Linked DNA regions of Mus musculus: region 2 is linked to region 1. A link is a contact called in ENCODE POLR2A ChIA-PET data. All regions are on one chromosome and are shown on one strand. Each heading gives the region's core, a stretch centred on a gene start or an enhancer-like site at or near the end of the contact. The rest is flanking DNA. Distances are from core to core; before and after follow the strand shown.

Region 1 (5,932 bases), core at 2,102-4,601:
CTAGTCAGTGACTGCGGATGATTTTAGGTACTCTTTCTTTTCTGTAATGTGTGGGTGAGCTTTGTGAGGAAGATAGGGAAGGGCCATGAGTAGGGCTACAAATAAAACTGGTGGTGGCGCACGCCTTTAATCCCAGCACTCAGGAGGCAGAGGCAGGCGGATTTCTGAGTTCAAGGCCAGCCTGGTCTACAGAGTGAGTTCCAGGACAGCCAGGGGTACACAGAGAAACCCTGTCTCGAAAAAACCAAAAAAAAAAAAAAAAAAAAAACCTGGTGATAATTGTGGTATGTGTGGTTTTAGCATTTGAGTAGAGTACCCAGTGCGATTACACGCCACGGGGTGAGGACCTGTGTAAGCGGGTTGTTCCATTTCAGGAGGAAGATGACTTAAACAGAGCAGTGCTGGGCTCAGGAGACTCAGTATACCTTTTCTTACCTCTGTCTGCCCTGGGAGCCTTCTCATCTCTCAGAAGGACGGTTGTGGTGATACAGTTGTCTTTCATTTACTGCAGAAATTTGAAGACGTATTGAAATATGAGACAATTTGGGGTAGAAAAGAGACTTCAAAGTCAAGTATGATAGTGTGTTTTTTGTATTCTATTTATTTCATCAGATTTTGAATTACAGAATTAAAGATTAAGGAACATAGAGAGGAAATACTGCTTTCACATTTTTTTGTAAGTTTTGATGTCTTTTCTCATAAGATATGATGTGAGTTATATTGATTGGAACGACCACAAGATCTCGAAGCCTCTGTGGGACCTTTGGGGTAGGGGGAGGTTGCAGTATCCCAGACATCAGCCTGCCACAGAGACATACTGCTTGTTGCAGGTAGATTTGAATCAAAGCTTTAATGCAACTGTGGAACGCTTGCTAAGCCACTCAGAAGTGTCTATACCAGAGGTAGAAATCTCTCTGTGGTTCAAAGAAGAGTCCCAAGGCCCACTTTTCATATGCCAAGAGTTTATAATCTCCTAAACATCCTACAGGATACTATAGAAAAATAAGCATGTAGTAGGTATTAAAGTGTGCTTAAAGTTATTATAGAAGAACTCAGAGGACAGAGGCCTGGGTCATATGGCAGAGTCCCAGTGGGGACAGACAGTTACTGTGTAAGGGACTGGCTCTCAGGAGCGCGGTTCCTTTAGTTTCTGTTTGAGAGAATCCCATCCAGGTACAGTCAGATCCTTATCCAGATGTCATCTGGGAGCATGCCTCTTTTTGTCCGTTATTCTTGTTTTAATTTATATGTGTGTGGATCTTGGATAAGGGATAAAATAGGTATATTTATGACATTATTTGGAATTACTTTGGAAATAGCAGTTTTGTGGCTAAACTACTAAGTATGTGTATAATGTTGAAAAAGAATGTCATGACAGCTGGCGGTATAGTACAATGGTTAGAATACTTGCCTAGCATGTATAAAGCCCTGGGTTCTATCTTAGTATACCTCCCCTCTTTAAAAAAAAAAGTGTTTTATGATCCTTCCTTACATACTAGTTAAGTCCAGATTGAAGTTTTAAGCCAAAATATCATTTATTTTATTATTACTATTTTTTAAAGGCAGTCTCGTGCACCTCAGGCTGCTCTCAGACGGTCTCTGCATCCCTAGTGCTGAGACCGGTGTGCTTTACCACTCAGTTTGTGAGGTGCTGGGGACTAAATGTCAGGCCTCAGGCATGCTAGCCAAACCAAATCAGCCCCCAAATTCATTTTTTATACAAAAAGTGAGATGCATTTCTCTAACACATCTGTATAGAATTCAGGATTTGAGCCCTTTTTGTTGTTTGCTTGTTTGAGGCAGAGTTTCTCTGTGTAACAGACCCTGGCTGTCCTGTACTCGATTTGTAGCCTAGGCTGGCCTTGAACTCACAGAGATCTATCTGCCCATCTCCCAGTGCTAGGATTAAAGGTGTGTGCCATCCTCCCACCTGCACTTCCCACCTACCCCTGCAGTTTATGCCATATTTAAAGCATTGTCCTGTCAGTCTTGCGCCTGCCCTCTCATTTCTTCTGCAAGTTTGGTCTGAGCATCAGATGACTGGGAGATGCTGTAGGCCATTTGTGTCCTCCAGCTGTCCTGTCCCTTAAACTGGAACTAATTTTCATAATATTTGGATGTTCCCTGTTTGTTTGTTTTTTTTTTGTTTTTGTTTTTTTTGAGTTATTTTAGACAGTTGAAAGGTAAAAAAGAACCCATGGCCAGTTTGTGCCCGGGGGTCAAAACTTCGTGCAAAAAGGAATTCGTTCTCTCCTACTCTAGGTCTGTCTTCACACCATCAGTTTAGCAGTTGCCACAGAGAAGAAAATTCATTGTCATAGGTGTGTTGCAATCTGAAACTTGGGAAGTCTTTTTTTTTTTTTTTTTTTTTTTTTTTTTTTTAAGTTCATGGAGGGTGGCGGGTTCCGGTCCAATGTACGGCATGTAAAATGTCTTAAATCAACTGAGGTCTGGGCCTGGCATCCCTAGTTTTCCTTACCTTAAATTAGTGGGTAATTTATAAAGATACTTTTAGGACTAAGACCATAGAGCCAGCCAATGGTTCACCTCACCTTAGGGATGGACCCAGTAGTACTTTCTTCAACCTAATTCCAGGCAAAAGGAATTGGTATCATCACTCTGCTGTTGGTTTCTAGCCTTGACCTGTGTTTAGGGGATCACCAGCTCAAATTTATCTCCTAACACTCCCATATCCAGGTGAGCTATGTTGATGTCAGAAGCTAGCACTGTTCTAGGGCTCTGGTAATTCAGGGCTTTCTCAGCTTGAATAAGCCCAGGAATTCAAATGCAAGAGTTAGAAGGCTTTTTACCATCAGTTGCCTCTCATCATCATTACTTTCCCCCATCCCCACTCATACCATGGCCAGAGTGTGCCCCAGCTCTGCTTCTCATCCCACACGTCTCCTTCTACATATTAAGATCTCCATTCGACTCTTGTGGGTAGCCATCCTTCACTCACTGTGGACAGAGTTTTGCAAGGTTGTGGAGTAGAAGCTGTCAGCTGATACTTACTCACATGAGAACCATTAAGAGGGTGGTGCGGCCAATGTCAGAGCAACCTTGCAGCTGAAGGTTTACCCAGAGCCACATGAGCTGGGCTCGTGACTAGTGAAGGCAGGGCTGCTTGTAAACTCAGCTCGAGATGCAGATGGTGTGAGTCAGTGCAAGCTGCTGGACCTGTTGAGTGCACTTGAGTGCAGGCGGAGAAAAAGCAGGGAGAGATTTGTACTTGTCTACTTTATTATGGGTTTACTGAGAGCACATCCGCTTCTAGAAGTCATCCTGGGCTTCATTTGCATGATGAATGAACATCCCTTTTTTTAAGCTCCCAAAAGAGGAAGTTAGTAGTAGCTGGGCTCACGTGCTGTGCTTGGAGGGAAATGGTCTTTAGTCTGGAGCTGCTGCTCGTCACCGTGGCATATCCTTCAGATAATGAAGGAACTTTACAGAGTGGGCTAGTCCACACTGCTGGTCAGGATCAACTGAAGAGCATCTATGCCCTCAGGAGATGTGTGGTGGTACAGCAGACAGCACAAACTGGCCAGTAGGCCAACAGGAGTCAGCCAGATGTCTGACCGATACCACTTGTGGTGCTGGGAGGATTTTCAAGACACTTGTATGTGCAAAGATTCCAAAATGTGCCAGAGGAGGACGCGACACAAATTCCACAGTGCTCAACCACAGGTATGAATGTTTAGTTCTGTTTCAGTCTGGAAAATACTAACCACACGGGACTCTAAGAAGCTTTATTGATTTGAATTATGTTTTCAAGAATGCTTTACGTAGGAGAAATGTAGTTATTGGTGACTTGTAGAAACAAGTCCTTTCCTCTGTAGAAAAGATGTAGGTAGGCACAGGTATCTGTAGTGGCTCTTAGGAGTCTGTCACTATCTTAACTTCTTAAGTGTTCATTACCTCTGCTGGGGCCAACTTGTGTGGAATCGATTGTGTCCTCTTTTGGAACGCTGAGCTTTATAAGGCAAAAGGTAAAGCTCTGAGCTTTAACTTAGCACACAGAGGACCAGAGGACAGGCAAGGACTGGAGACCTGCTTTGTGGGAGTGCTGAAGCCAGCTGCTGAGGGAGAACCTGGTTCGACTCTGGAAAATGCCTTTTGTGAAAAGGATGTGTATGACAAACTAACTTGAATAGCGAGGTTGGCCATAAGGAGCACAGTTGGACCTGTTATATTCTTTCTAGTTACTTTATATACTTTTTAGATGTATTTATTCTATTTATATGTATAGGTTGTTTTGTCTGTTTGTATTTCTGTGCACCACTTACATGCCTGGTGCCAGGAAGGCCAGAGGACGTCAGATCTTCTAGAACTGGAATTAAAGATGGTTTTGAGCTACCACATAGCTTCTGGGAATTGAACCTGGACCCTCTGGAAGAGCAGCCAATGCTCTTAACCACAGAGCCATGTCTCCCAGCCCCTTTATGTACTCTGGAAGAACTTCTCTAGTAGTGGAACTTAATTCCGACGGTCATTTCCCAAGAGTGGTTCACATGCTCTCTGCTCTTCCAAAGGCACCTGTTCATAGAGCAAGAGGTCATGAAGGTCATGAAGGGTGAGGACCATGAGGACCCTGAGGATGGCACTGTGATACGTGTGCTCTTACCTGCTCCTGTCAGGAAAGAAGGGTTGAGTGGTGGGGAAGTGGAGCTCCACCTCTGGGAGGCAGCCCCAGGGCTGACTGCGGCATGCTACTGCTGAGCTATGGGGTAGGCTCAGGTTGTTTTAAAGAGTCTTCTCTGGGAGTTCAAAACTGCATCATTAGGACATTTTCCCTTCTGTTTTTTTATTCTTCTAGATTTCCAAATCCCCAAGATGTTATTTGGGGTGGCCATCCACAAAGGATAATAGCCTGGATCATGGCAATTTCTTTAAAATTTGTAAAAAACAAAAACAAAACCCAAAAAACTTTGTGTGAGTGAGTGGTTTTCAAACTTTTAATAAACTTCTTTTGTTATGACTTTAATAATTTTCACATACTTTAAATATCAGAATGCTTTGCAACCTGGTTTTTTTTCCCCCCTTTAACTTTTTAAAATTTTTTGTTCCTAGTGCTTGAAAGGATTAAAGATACATTTTCTGTATTTGAGTTTTGTGCAGTAAAAATGCCTTTATGGTCGAAACATACGTGTATTCAGAATGTTCTAGCTGCACTCAGTTGATACCAGCTTTGTTGGTACCATCCAGAGGAGCATAGCAGTCAGCAGCCAGTTGAACATGTCTTCCCTCTCTCCACCAGCCGGACTCTGCTCACATCAGTGGTGAGCTGCTTTAGTCTGATTGACACGTGTTGGCTGTGTCATCCACAGCACAAGTGTGCTATCTTCTGTCTTCATGTCTGACTCAGTGATCAGGGGAACTCAGTGGTTCAGTGGCCTAGTTCGTTTCTTCCAGGGGCAATTTGGGTTGCCTCCAGAACACAAGTGTCTTGCCCCACCCAGGAAAATGTGTTTGAAATTCGCTGGAATTCATTTCAGGTAAAACCAGTTGCCTCATCTGCTCTGTTCCCCTTCCTTCAACCTTAAAAATGCATGTGTGGGCTGGTAAGATGGCTCAGCAGATAAAGGTGCTTGCTGTGAATCTTCACAGCCTGAGTTCAGTCTATAGCTCTCATAGTAGAAGGAGAGCACAGACTCCCCACAAAGTGTCTTCTGACCTCCAGATGATGCTATGGAGTGTGTGTGTGTGTGTGTGTGCCACACAGACATAAATAAAAGGAAATCTATCTCTGTGTTTATCTATCTATCTATATGCATATATTTGTTACTTACTGTATTTTTCTGGCTTGCAGAATTCATTTTAGAGTCTTGACTAACCCCAGTGGTAGTTTTACATTATTGACAAGAGCTTGCACCGTTGGGATCTGGCCCTAGATTGCTCACTGTTTGCTGAAGTCGTGTGGCAGTCAGAGAAATGT
Region 2 (5,631 bases), core at 279-2,778, 59 kb before region 1:
CTGGGCTGGAGAGATGGCTCAGTGGTTAAGAGCACTGACTGCTCTTCCGAAGGTCCTGAGTTCAAACCCCAGCAACCACATGGTGGCTCACAACCATCTGAAATGAGATCTGATGTCCTCTTCTGAAGGCATCTGAAGACAGCTACAGTGTACTTAGATATAATCATAAATAAATCCTTAAAAAATATTTTTAAAAAAATTTTATTTTATGTGTGAGGCTGAGGCATGTAGTGTGGAGATCATGGGACAATCGCTGGGATTCAGGGTTGGTGGCAGACACCTTTACCTGCTGACCTATCTCAGGGGCCCTGCACTCAGAATTTCTAATCGCTAAGTAACTAACAGAAGACATAGTCCACTCTGTGTTCTATGGAAACTGCCTTTTGTAACCTCTGAAACAGTTCCCTTCTCAAGAATCCAAGAGACAGTTAACAATAAAATCTGTTACAAAACAAAGTGAATGCATATATACCCGTGTGTGTACCCATCCCAGCAGGTCTGGCCTACAACTCTAACATGCTTCAGAAAAGCCCAATTGAGTTACAAAGCAACACGAGGGCTTATGACAGTGTTTCTCAACCTTCTTAATGCTTCCACCCTTTAATATAGTTCCTCATCATAACTGTAAGTTTGCTACTGTTACGATTAGTAATGAAAATATCTGATATGCAACTCGGTGAAATGGTCGTTTAACAACCCACCCTCCAAGGAGTTTCCTCCACCCACCGGTTAAGCCACTGGCTTAGGGCTTCTTAGCTCTGAATCCTAGGTAACCATACAGACATAGTGCTCAATTCCATGATGCCAAAACAGCACAAACGATCGCCTACTTAAACTGCTACTATAATCAGTAATAAGGAAAAAGCACTAAGCACGAAAGTCACTCTAATTTGAAAATGATCTGGTAGCTCCCAATGTAGTTCGTGTACCAAGAGGCACGTGGCGTGTCTTGAGCCCCCCAGGCACATATCCAGGAAGCATACCGAACTATCCACCACTACTCGTCAAATCATTTCACTTTATAGTAAGTAGTGATGCAAAGGTTGCAGGGAAGTGCGATCAAAAAGAGACAAACGATAGGGACGCCACGATCCCTAAAGTAGAAGTAGAAATTTCCAGAAACTTCCACCGGAAGGGAGAGGGCGCAATCTGGACTCGTGGAGGCCAGGGCTCGCTCCGTCTGGGACCTAGGCTGCTATCCCCCTCCGGATCCCAGGCCCCGAGCCGCCGAACAGCCAGCGGGCCAAGGAGAACCGCAGCAGGGAGGCCCCGGGCGAGGGAACCGCTGAGCCGTTCGCGCCGCTCACCTCGCTCCCCGCCGATGTCCACGTCAAAGAAGACTCGCGGGTTCTTGGAGTTGGAGGGCTTGGCTGCCGGGGATGCGTGGGACATCTTCACTGCGGGCACTGGGCAGCGGGACACGAGCACCTCGTGCGCGAGACCGGAGCAAACTCTACTGCCCCTCTACGTTATAACCTGGCAACGCGCGGAAGAGTTACTTCCTGCGCACCGCCGGAAGCTGTACTCTGGTTTCCGGTGGCGCCTTCACCTTCCGGTTTCTGCGCCTGGCCCCTAATGCTTCTCTTTAGGTGGCTGTAGTGGCCGTCGGTTTCTTTTTAGTGTGTGCGCCGTTCCCTGGTGTTTGCTGCATCGCTGGGTGGAGAATTTGGAAACCATCCTAGCCTCGACTCTGCCACGAAATGCCAGTAACTACAACGAAACTTAGTTTACTCGTCTGTAAAATGGGGATAAAAATGCCTCCTCTGAGCAGACATGGTGGCTAGGCGGCACGACCTGAGTCTGATCCCCAGGATCCGTAAGGTGAAAGGAAAGAATGTTATCACCCAGTTGCCATCTGATCTCCACGAGTATGTCGTAGCATGCACACAGAAGCGCACATACATAAATTAATTGGTGCCTTCTTTTTCTTAATGCCTACCTACCTAGGGAAGGCGTTTTGGAAATTAAAGACATAAATTACTTATCAGAATGCCTGACATAAACATGTGGCTTCTAATAAATAACAGATGTCCAGTTACTATTGCCATGTTATTGTCATTTGGCCGTTAAGTTGTAAGTGACCCAGTCTAAAGCAAAGGCTCCAAATGCGCTGATGTTGAGAATCTAAAAGAGGATTTATTTGACTTCTGTTAAAACTAGATATCCTATAATAGTCTGTCTTTTTTTTTTTTTTCTAATGGGCTTGGTGTAAAATACACAACTTAAAGTTGAATGTGGTTATTCAGTACTGAGGAGGTAGAAGCAGGACGATCTATGTGAGTTCCAGGCCAGCCTGAGCTATGCCAGTAAGAATTTAAAAAGTGGCCATCCAGAGACTGTCCCACCTGAGGATTCATCCCATATACAGTCACCAAATCCTGACACTATTGTAGATGCCAAGAAATGCTTGCTGACAGGAGCCTGATATAGCTGTATATAGAGGCCCTGCCAGAGCCTTACAAATACAGAGGCGGATGCTCACAGTCAACCATTGGACTGAGGGGGTTGGGGGTCCCAATTGAGGAGTTAAGGAAAGAATTGAAGGAGCTGAAGGGGTTTGCAACCCCATAGGAAGAACAACAATATCAACCAACAGAGTTCTCAGGCACTAAGCCACCAACCAAGGAGTACACATAGCTCCGGCTACATGTATAGCAGAGAATGCCCTTGTCAGGCAACAATGGGAGGAGAGGTTCTTGATCCTATGAAGGCTGGATAGATGCCCCAATGTAGGGGAATTGAGGGTGGGAGTGAGTGGTGGGTGGAGGAACACCCTCATAGAAGCAGGGGGAGGGGGTGGGATAGGGAGTTTCTGGGAGTGAGAAGCCAGGAAAGGGGATAACATTTTGAAGTGTACATAAAGAAAATATGCAATTTTTAAAAAAGAATAAGAAAGTACATTTAGGACGAGTAGCTTTGGCATAGGCCTGTTATGCCAGTAGTTGATTCCATGCCAGGAGAATCCAAAGTTCAAGTTAGCCTGGGCTAAGTAAAGAGGCACTCACTCCAAAAAGACAAAAAAGGAGGTAAAACATTGTTAAGACTGGCCAGGTGGCACTTATGAGGTAGAAACAGGAAGATGGATAGTCCCAGGTTAGTCAGTACTACAGAACGAGACCTTACCTTTAAAAAATAAATAAATAAACCAGCCCAGGAAAAAAATTAACCAGCCCAAGTTGGTACCCAGCACCTATAATCTCCGCACTAGAGGCAAGAGTATCAGGAGCTAAACACCCAAACAAGCTCGCTCTTCTGTAAGTTGCCTTGTTCATGGTATTTAATCACAGCAACAGGAAAGTAATTAGTTCAGATCAGCAAAGCAGTTGGAATCTTCTATCCTGGTCATGTCCGGGCAGCAAACTGGTCATTTATATTTTGTCTTGCACATGACAATGATAAAGTTAATTAAAATGTGTGCTCAGGGGTCTGAGAAGATGTCTCACTCAATATGCAGGCGGATCCCTGGCACCCACTCAAAGGCTGGGTGGGGTGGGCACACAGTGGTCCCAGTGCTAAGGAAGATGATTCCTGGAGCAAATTGGCCAGTCGATGTGCTCGAAGTTAAAGGAGAGACCCTATCTCAAAAAATAAGATGGAGACCTGCCATACTCAATATCAAACTCTGCCCTCTACATTCATACACACATCCAGACAAACACATGCAGACAATACACACACACACACACACACACACGTTGCTGTTGTTCTAATCTACTAACTTGAAATCACTGAGGGCAGTCTGGAATGCGTAGAAAAACTCTCCTAAAAGGAAACACAAGAAGGAGGAGAGAGAAGAAAAGCTAGGGGCAAGCTGAGAATGCTGGCTCCATTCTCATAAGAAGGAAACTGGACAGGATGATTCTGTTGTTGTACAAGTGTCTGGGTGTGAAAACTGATGTAAAAGTTACTCTCCCGCTACCTAGGATTTTTTCCACAGTAAGTGGCTTTTTATGAAATTCGTATTACTAGAACCAAACCAAATGAAGAATCAAACTTTTTTTTTTAATTATGTGCTTGTGTCTGAGTTTGTGTATGTCAATTCAGAGACCCACAGGGACCAGAAGAGGGTATTGGTTCCCCTTGAGCTACCATTATAGGTGGTTGTGATCCTGCTTATGTAGGTACTAGGAGCCAAACTCCAGTCCTCTTGGAAGAGCAGCAAGCTCTCTTGACCCCTGAGGCCAAAGCTTTGGCCCTAAGAATCCAGCCTCTGCAATTACTGAACACCAGATCTCTACTGAGAAGACCAGCCTCTCCAAACCTGCTGCCTCCGCCAACTGTCTGCTTGCTCAGGCAGGTCACTGGGGCTCTGACATCTCAGCGAGGACAGAGCAGAGCTGTCTCCTAAGGCTGAGGATCTGGCTTCACCTAGACAGAGGGGCCCTGTCTGAGGGCATTACCATACGTATTTTGTTCTTTCTGCTTTTCTTAAGCACAGAATAGTGATATTAACACATCCCGCCCCAGTCTCTGTTTAGTTCTCATTGCATATCACTCCACAGCTGAGCACTCTGTGTTCATTTTTTAAAAAGATTTATTTATTTATTTATTATATGTAAGTACACTGTAGCTGTCTTCAGACATACCAGAAGAGGGTGTCAAATATCATTACGGATGGTTGTGAGCCACCATGTGGTTGCTGGGATTTGAACTCAGGACCTTCAGAAGAACAGTCAGTGCCCTTAACTGCTGAGCCATCTCTCCAGCCCCAGCACTCTGTGTTCATTGCTTCAAGAGAACAATCTGCCTTCTAGACCAAGGTGTTGCAGGAATAGAAAACATTGTTGGCCTGGAAAAAGTTGGGGGAAAAAAATCTTCAGTTTTTGTTTGTTTTCACTACAAGGTTTCTCTGTGTAGCCCTGGCTTCCCTGGAACTTGCTCTGTAGATCAGGCTGGCCTCAGACTCAGAGATCCACCAGTTGCCTGCCACTGTGGATCTGCCCCCCCCCCCGCCCCATCTTTTATAAGACCATGGTTTCATTCTCTCAAATTAAAATAAAATAAAGAAAATACCCATACCCATAATCCCAGCACTCAGGGGGCATCGCTGGTGGATCTCTGCGAGTATGAGCCTGGTTTGCTCATTAGGTCCTGGCCATCTAGAGCTATAGAGTAAGACCAACTAAATCAACGAGAAATGCCCATTCCTGATCTAGGAAAGGAGGGATTAGTGATGACAGAAGAGAGCAAGAGGGAAAGCAAGGTCATGGCAGCTTGCCACTTCACAACAGTGGGCGAGATTAATCGATTGACTGATCGATCGATCGATCGATTGATTGATTGACATATCGGCAATCATATCTCTGAGAATGCAAAAACATTCACAGGTAAGCTAAAGAGATTTAAGAGCAGAGATAGGGCATGCTAGTGCCTGAACAGCTCAAACTGAGCTGCAGACCACAGAGAGCAAGCTTTGGCTCATGAAGGGAGCAAGATGGCAAATGTAAACCCAGACTGGGCTACAGAGTCTCAAATAACTAAGATCAAACAGACAAATGAGCCATTTCAAACATGGCTGAGTGAATGCCTTTACATGGGCATAGGCTATGTATCACTAAAGTTCCTACAAGGACCTGAGGCAAATTTAAAATAATACCCAAACACATTCTCAAGGTAACAAATTAGAAAGGA

Evidence for each region. ChIA-PET counts read pairs that join two places held with the same protein, here RNA polymerase II (POLR2A).
Region 2: POLR2A ChIA-PET joins it to region 1 with 13 read pairs in embryonic stem cell. The contact joins the promoter of Ppid here to the enhancer-like site in region 1. POLR2A ChIA-PET finds 5 or more read pairs at or near these places in 4 of 5 experiments (Patski and embryonic stem cell).

The regions. Positions count from the first base shown.
Region 1 is chr3:79,529,295-79,535,226 of GRCm38, reverse strand. The region is part of intron 1 of Fnip2 (folliculin interacting protein 2); the gene reads left to right. Among named protein-coding and RNA genes, the nearest start is that of Gm36442, 20 kb to the right of the region's middle. Within about 2 kb of position 3,351, at least 1 of the 3 ENCODE cell types and tissues checked has a DNase peak (open chromatin) inside an H3K27ac peak, as active enhancers do.
Region 2 is chr3:79,587,234-79,592,864 of GRCm38, reverse strand. Ppid (peptidylprolyl isomerase D (cyclophilin D)) reads right to left here and starts at 1,528. Exons shown (of 10, transcript NM_026352.4): 1 at 1,308-1,528. The coding sequence starts at 1,392.